Regions from separate parts of the Homo sapiens genome. Here region 1 is linked to region 2. A link is a contact called in ENCODE Hi-C data. All regions are on one chromosome and are shown on one strand. Each heading gives the region's core, a stretch centred on a gene start or an enhancer-like site at or near the end of the contact. The rest is flanking DNA. Distances are from core to core; before and after follow the strand shown.

The links. Hi-C counts contacts between places; a loop is a spot of excess contacts on that map. Pooled maps may share reads with other maps.
Region 1: a loop to region 2 is called in a map of endothelial cell of umbilical vein, with 4 times the contacts of the local background. The contact joins two enhancer-like sites. A Hi-C loop is called at or near these places in 3 of 168 maps with a recorded cell type or tissue (PC-9, endothelial cell of umbilical vein and head of caudate nucleus) and 3 of 50 pooled maps.

What each region holds. Positions count from the first base shown.
Region 1 is chr1:15,005,839-15,009,541 of GRCh38, reverse strand. The region is part of intron 2 of KAZN (kazrin, periplakin interacting protein); the gene reads right to left. Among named protein-coding and RNA genes, the nearest start is that of TMEM51-AS1, 140 kb to the left of the region's middle. Within about 2 kb of position 1,409, at least 5 of the 41 ENCODE cell types and tissues checked have a DNase peak (open chromatin) inside an H3K27ac peak, as active enhancers do.
Region 2 is chr1:14,968,530-14,972,685 of GRCh38, reverse strand. The region is part of intron 2 of KAZN (kazrin, periplakin interacting protein); the gene reads right to left. Among named protein-coding and RNA genes, the nearest start is that of TMEM51-AS1, 180 kb to the left of the region's middle. RefSeq lists enhancers at 1,916-2,638, 3,826-4,156. Within about 2 kb of position 2,330, at least 5 of the 41 ENCODE cell types and tissues checked have a DNase peak (open chromatin) inside an H3K27ac peak, as active enhancers do.

The sequences.
Region 1 (3,703 bases), core at 160-2,659, 38 kb before region 2:
CTGTGGGCTTAGCAAGAGGACTGGGCTCATTGCAGCTGTGGAAGCACGTTTCCCCAGCCTGAGCAAGGGGTGCCATGTGTGCAAAGGTGCTTGGCGTTGTGACTCTGGGTCTGCCTGTTCCCAGGCAACCCTCCTGGCCTTCCTGGTGCTCAGCGTGCTCTGGGAGCTGGGATGGCGCTTACCTGAGTTCTCCATAAGCACACTGTCACATGGCGCCCTCCCTCTCTTCTGTCGGGATTCTGGGTGCGGGAGGGGAATGTGACTGCTGCTTCTGTGAACAGGCACAGTCTCCTCAAGGCACATTATCCCAGGCTCTAACCCTGGGCGTGCTTTAAAAATCTTCCTGTCTTTGCAGGACGTGCCCAGGATGCCACCTGGGGAGTCAGTGCCCGGGCAGTAGGCTGCCCGAATTTCCTGGTGCCCTTGGGCCCCCTGGGTAGGGCTAGCTAAGGCTGGAGGGAAGGGGGCTGCTGGCTCACCCCAGCGGGCGGGCTCGTGTGCAAAACTGCCAACTCAGCACACGGGCTTTATTTACTTCTGCAAGAGAGAAAAGTATGTGACCTCTTAAGGAAACCAAAGTGAAGAATTTCCTGCCTGATTGTCCAGGGGGGAATAACAGGAACTGAGCTACTTACAGCCCAAACAAACAGCACTAAGTGATGAGGATGCAGGAGAGGCCTTGAGGACTGTGGCTGGCAGGGGAATGGGACCTCAGCCTTGCCGCTCCTCTTATGACTTTGCCGCCTCTGCCCAGGGCTCCTGGGCCCACAGGGACCATTGAGAAACCTGGGCTGACTCTCAGGATAGTAACAGTGCCTTACACAGACCTTGAACTTGGAAGGCAGACGGGACAAGCTAGAAAGAGCCTTAGACTTAGAGCCAGATACCAGGGCTAGAAGCCCTGTGGCACCTGTGCAGGTCACATAACCTCTGGCCTTTGAACCTGCCTGTTCCAGAGGGGTTTAAAGGGTCACATGAAATGACCTCTGCGAAGAGCTCTGCAAACAGTGAAGTGCTCTGGAAACCCGGCAGGGCATTCCCGGTCCTCATCATAGCTGTCTCACTCACCTCACACAACCTACTGAGTACCAGTGTTCCCATCTGATGAATGAGAAAGTAAGGCTCAGAGGGGTTAAATGACTTGCCTTGGTCAGCCTGCCAGTGAGCAGCAAGGCCGACTACTCTCAGGCTCGCCTGAGACCTGCAGAGTCCAGCAGGATCCACTGTAACACCTGCCACTTCTGGCCACTCATCCACTTGGGAAAACTCTTTCCTCCACGACTCTGGCAGCCTGGGCTTCAGACTTACAGCCGAGGCCTGGACTCCGAGGTGGTGCCGTCTGGATGGGTGAGGTGTGGCCCAAGCGCTGGGCTCATGGAGATAAGCTTCGGGCTGAGCTTCCAGGGGGAGCAGCTACCCACTTCCGCAGGCCACGAGTTCAAGACAAACAAGGCCTCCAGGAGCCTCAGCAGGCCTCAAGGCCAAAACAGTTATTTCATTTAAAAGGGAAGGAAGAAGGAGGTGATTTTTCTGCTCCAGAACTTGGCAAGAGACTCCGCAGCTGACCAGTCCCACTCGCAGGGGCCGCCTCTGTGCCAAGGCTGGGTGACGGCACGGCTCCCTTCCTGTGCTGATGGGGGCTCAAGGCTTTTGCACATGGGAGATGCTATGAACTGATAACTCTATCAGGAAAAAACTCCTTATGCAAATCAAAGCCGAGAAGTGAAATGGGCGGTGGCATTCAGGTTTGTTAGCAAGCAGGCATATGCTGGAAATGAGGAGTGCGCTGTTCCCAGTCTCCTCCGCTGTGGAGATACCCACTTTGCCGGGCCTGCTAATCATCTGTTATGGAGGCGGGCAGGTGAGCTACCTGCCCGGCAGAGCAGAAACCAGGAAGGGAAGGAAGGGGAGGGCTCCCACTACCCAACGGGTCGGCTGGCCAAGCCCACCTTGCGTCCCACCAGAGCTCGGCCCGAGCCTCCCACCTGGGACCTCCTCCTGCTCCCTGGGTCCAGATGTGGCCAGCCTGGGAAACAGAGAGGCCTGAGAGAGCCCTGGGCTCAAATCACACCCTCCACACCTCCCAGCCTAGTGCAGTGTGCCAAACTGGGGACCGTAATGTCTGCACCTCAAAGGTAGTGGCAACATTACATTCCTAGCTCATGAAAAACCCTCGCCAGATTTGGAGTGCCCGTTCTGGGTTCCAATCCTGCCTCTGCAGCTCACTGGTGATAAATGGGGTTAATCATACCCATAATATTCCAGCCCCTCACCTAGTGCTCTGGTTCCCGAGGACTGCCCAGCCTCCCAACATGCTGACTCTCAGAGTTGTTGCCAAAGGTTACATGAGTGTCTGTCCAGTTCCCAGCAGGGGCTTGGCCCCTTGAAGGTACTGAGTAAATACAGCTGTGATTGGTATTATGAGTATCATCAATCAATCCTTCCCTGGAATTTTCTGTTTTTCTTTTTTTTTTTTTTTTTTTTTGAGACGGAGTCTTGCTCTGTCACCCAGGCTGGAGTGCAGTGGCGCGATCTCAGCTCACTGCAAGCTCCGCCTCCCAGGTTCACACTATTCTCCTGCCTCAGCCTCCCGAGTAGCTGGGACTACAGGTGCCCGCCACCATGCCCGGCTAGTTTTTTTGTATTTTTAGTAGAGACGGGGTTTCACCATGTTAGCCAGGATGGTCTCGATCTTCTGACCTCGTGATCCGCCTGCCTCGGCCTCCCAAAGTGCTGGGATTACAGGCGTGAGCCACCGCGCCCAGCCCCTTCCCTGGAACTTTCTAAAATGGCAATCCTTGGCGCATCCCACCCTTCTTCCTGGCTTTATTTTTCTCCTTAGCACTTAGCACCAACTACCAGATCATACATTTTACTTATTTCTCTGGTTTATTATCTGTTTTGTCAACTGCTGTATCCCTGGCACCTAGGACAGTGTCTGGAACATAGTAGGTATTCAGTAAATATGTGCGGCATGAATGAGTGATTGATCACCTGCTTCCGCTCTGACACGTGGGCCTCAGCCCTGTGGATGGGATAAAATATGATGACGGGAAAGATAGGAGAAAGACCCTGCCTTTTCCCGGCTCGCTGTCAGGAGGGACCAGCCCGGCCCGGGCTTTTCTTGCTCCCATCCAGTCCAATCCAATTAGAACTTCACAAGCTGCTGCTGCATGCAAGGTAGCTGCTAGGTGACCACCAAACCTCTGCAGGTAGGAGAGGGCTCCTCTCTTCCCTAAGCCTAGCAAAGATTTAGCTCAAACCTCCCCTGGCCCAGAGGCCTGGGTCATCTACCTCTAGTCTTACTCCTGGCCATGAGAATCCTCCTTTGCTTCAACAAGATACTGGATGCAAAAGTGTTTTGTAAATGCTAAAGGGCTTGGCCTTTGGTTTTTATGTTTGCTGGTGCCCCTGGGCTGGCCAGTGAGTGGGTTTGGCAGAATACCCCAGAACCCCAGGTCTCATGGGGGTGGGAACTGTCTCTGACACAGCTCACAGTCCCAGGGTTCAAGGCTCAGATCCAGCTGAGTTCTGATCTTCAAGTTTCCAGCCATCCTAAGAGCTGCCTGCACATCTGCCCAGGGCCCAGTGTCGCGGTAAGGCACACGGGAAACAAAACTGTTAAGTGCCACTGCGGCCCGCTGAGATGTCTGTCCCATCACAAAGGAAACAATACAGGAGGCAGTGGTTTCCTTGCTGCTGA
Region 2 (4,156 bases), core at 1,081-3,580:
AAAATTAGCCGGGCGTGGTGGCAGGTGCCTGTAATCCCAGCTACTCAGGAGGCTGAGGTAGGAGAATCGCCGGAACTCGGGAGGCAGGGTTGCAGTGAGCTGAGATTGTGCCATTGCACTCTAGCCTAGGCGACAAGAGTGAGACTCCAACTCAAAAAAAAAAAAAAAAGTTCCCAGTCTGAGGTCAGCAGCGCATTCCCCTGGGAGCCAAGCAGGGGTGAGGTGAATCAGGGTCAAGGCCTGTGTCAGACTTGATCCTGTGTCCACAGCCGCCTTGGACCTGTGCTCAACTGAGCCAAGCTCAGGCACCGCAGAGCAAGAGTGCCCTGCACTGCCTCTGAGGCCAACTCTGAAGATGACCCTCCCCTGCTCACACCAAAGGTCTTCTCCTGGGATGGAGGCCAGCGTGGCTTTCGTTTTCTTGCCACACTTTCAAGGTCATGTCCTGACCCTGTCATGGCCAGGTAGGCATGAAGACCTGCACAGTGATGGAGGCCATGCTCCAAGCAAAATTTAATGGGGTCTTGGGCAAGGTCTTCTGAAAGGCATTTGGAGAGCCTGGCTTGACGCACACCGAGTCCTGTCCTCATTCTGCAGAATCCATCTCTGACCTTTCCTGGGAAGGGGCCAGGGAGGGGTGGATTAATTAAAAGCTGAGGATCAGCGTGTGCAGCCTCTGCCCCTACCGTAAAGACAGCCTCTGCTGCAGCCGAGACCACTGGCATTTCCGGGGGCTGGAGCATGCTCAATGCCCTGCAGGGGAAGGAGGACGAGACTGGGAGGAGGTGGGAAGAAAAACTTCTGTCTGGTGTGGCCAAGAGAGCAACCTTGCAGCCTTTCTTCCCGGGGACCATTTTCAGAGCGAAGACGGAGAATGCATTAAAACTCCTGGTGCCGAATGGTGTGAACCCGGGAGGCGGAGCTTGCAGTGAGCAGAGATCGCGCCACTGCATTCCAGCCTGGGCAACAGAGCGAGAGTCCGTCTCAAAAAAAAAAAAAAAAAAGAAAAAGAAAAAAAAAAAAACAACTCCTGGTGCCTCCAGGGAAGGGGGCCTCTGAAAGACACCCACTTCCAGATCCTCTCCTCTTTCTCCTCTCTTCCCTATTTCACTCTTTTCCTCTTTTCTGCTGTGATCACCCCTGAGAACCTCAGAATCAAAGAAGTACCTGCCAAATATCTATGAAGAAAATCAGTTTGGAAAACAGACTCATTAGGGATCAAGCTTTGGCTCCAAAACCTACTAGCTAGAAGGCCGTAGAAGATTTTCTTTTTCTTTTCTTTTTTTGTTTGAGACAGTCTCGCTCTGTCGCCCAGGCTGGCGTGCCGCGGCGCAATCTCAGCCCACCGCAACCTCTGCCTCCCGGATTCAAGCAATTCTCCTGCCTCAGCCTCCTGAGTAGCTGGGATTACAGGCACGCGCCACCATGCCTGGCTAATTTTCGTATTTTTAGTAAGGACAGTGTTTCACCATGTTGGTCAGGCTGGTCTCAAACTCCTGACCTCATGATTCGCCCGCCTTGGCCTCTCAAAGTGATGGTATTACAAAAGCATGAGCCATTGCATCCGGCCAGAAGAATTTCTTAACCTCTCTCATCCCCATTTTATAGATGGGGAAACTGAGGCTAACACTACCCATCGAACATGGGTTGTTGGGAGGACTGATGACTCACGCAGGCAAAGGAATGAAGAGAGTGCCTGGCAAATTCCAAGTGCTAAATACATGCTAGCCGAAATGATTATCACTCCAAAGTGATGCAGTGTGTGTTCACACCTCAGTCTTCCCAACTACAAAATGGGCTTAATCTCCCCTCCCCAGAACACAGAAGAGTTGAGCTCTGGTAAATGTTTCCAAAACAAGTATCAGATGGGCGTGGGTGAGTGCTAGAGGGTGTCTGTGCATTTGCAAACAGACCAGCCTTTCCGTTGTTCTCAGGATAAATGGAAGACTTCCATAATTAGAACCTTAAGACATCACGGAATCTACTAAGAAGCTGATCCAAGTGTTGAAGCAGACGCCGGAAAGGGCACATGTTAGGGAGGCTGTGTGGGGGACAGGGACGCCTGGGGGAAGGCGCCGTCCTGGCTGCCTGTGCAACTCACAGAGGGTCAAGGACTCAGTGCTAAAAACCCCAGATGAGGACGAGAACATCAGTTCCTCGGGTGCAAAAAAAATTACTGCATAAAAAGCAAAGGGGACAAAGTTTGTTGCAAATGTGTAGACTGTCAGTCACCAGAACCCCAGACTTCAGGGCAGGTTCTGGAAACAATTCTATTTAAAAGGATCTCTGTGTTGGACTGTGAGTCACGGGGTTGCCAAGGAGCCTGGCCTTGCAGAGCCCCGCCCACGTGATACAGGGCTTGGTCAGGTGACTTGCTTTGGCCAATGAGATATCAGCAAGCACGACACAAGAGATGGTTTTAAGGCTCTTGTGCAAGGTAATTGAAGGATCTTAACGGGGAAACTGGGTATACAGCAACGCTCCGTACTATCTTAGAAACTTTTCTGTAAACCTCAAACTACTCTCAAATTAAATGATGATGATTATTAATTATTTTTAAAAAGTGCTTGTGGGCCAGGCACCATGGCTCATGCCTATAATCCCAGCACTTTGGGAGGCCGAGGCAGGTGAATCACTTGAAGTCAGGAGTTCAAGACCAGCCTGGCCAACACGGTGAAACCCCAGCTCTACTAAAAATGCAAAAATCAGCTGGGCGTGGTGGCGGGCGCCTGTAATCCCAGCTACTCAGGAGGCTGAGGCAGGAGAATCGCTTGAACCCAGGAGGTAGAGGTTGCAGTGAGCCAAGATCATGCCACTGCACTCCAGCCTGGGCGACAGAGTAAGACTCTGTCCCCCCACGAAAAATAATATAAAATAAAATAAAAAGTACTTGTGCATTAGGGCATGGGTTCTTTTTAGGAATCCAGCTGCCCTCTGAAGCAGCCAGGGTGAGGGTGCTGAAAGCAGGTCCAGTGGCAACTATAACAGAACAACAACAGAGCCTGGGCAATTCTTCCACCTGACCATCAATTATTATCAACTGGATCAAAATGTGGAGTCTAAGAAGCCTTTAAGGGGGATCTGTTAACAATATTTAAAAGCAGCCGGTAGTATGTAAGGAAGACATTCTGTCTGTAGAGTTAAACTTTGTGGAAGCTTCCAGTGAGTTCCGAGATTTACCAGCAAAGAGTCTTCTACGTCAGGGCTGTGGGACCGAGGGGCTGGCTCAGGGTGGGCCCCCTGCAGCAGCCCCGAGAGCCACCAGGCTAAAGAAACAGCAGTAGCTTCAAGCGTATGAATTTACTAAAGAGGAACATACACATTCAACCCCAGGTGATGAACTGCATAGAAGATGAACACGTCTTTGATGGAGGGAATGAGACTAAGAATGGAGTGCGGATGTGGGAAGGGACACAGGAAACATCAAGTAGCTTTTCAAACCCACACAGTGCTGTGGTGACAAGGATGTGTGTCTAAGAAAGCAAGTGGGCATGGCCGCCCCAGCACAGATGACACATCGTTCTATTCAACAGCCTCTCAGGCCACCTACTACCCCACTGTCTGCAGGCCTGGTGACATCTGCAAAGGCAGCCAGGGCATGGCTGCACCTGCTGGGAGCTTTAGTCTTCCAGCCCCACCGACCCCGCTGGACTTAAGACAGTCTCTGCAGCCTAGAACTCCTTGAAGCAGGAATGCCTATGGGATAGACTCTCATCTACAGGCCTGGTTGGCCACTTGGAAAAATAGGATTCAAGTAAGGTACACTGAGTGTGTCGTAGGTTTCAGGCATGTCCCTAGACTCTGAGCAGGGCCTGGAATGCTCTGAACCACAGGCATCGGCACAAGCTTTGGGGTAGGGAAGCTTTCAGGGAACATTTGGTGAATGAGCAAATTAAATAATAAAGTTGTGTTTCTTTCAGTGTAAGGCAGGTGACTCACTCTGTGGCAGGGAAAAGGCTCCCACAGGCCTTAGTCCTTCCAGTAAGGAGAGGAAACTCCGGATCCTTTCTTCTGCTCCATGCTCAGTCAGTGCTAGCTAACTCCACCCGCCCCGTGCTGGCTGCTGTGCCCTGCAGGCGTTTCTAAAGGAAACAGATGACCCTCACGTGTCCTAAGCCCTGAGAGAGGGCAGTGTTTAGGGCTGCCAAGTCCAGGG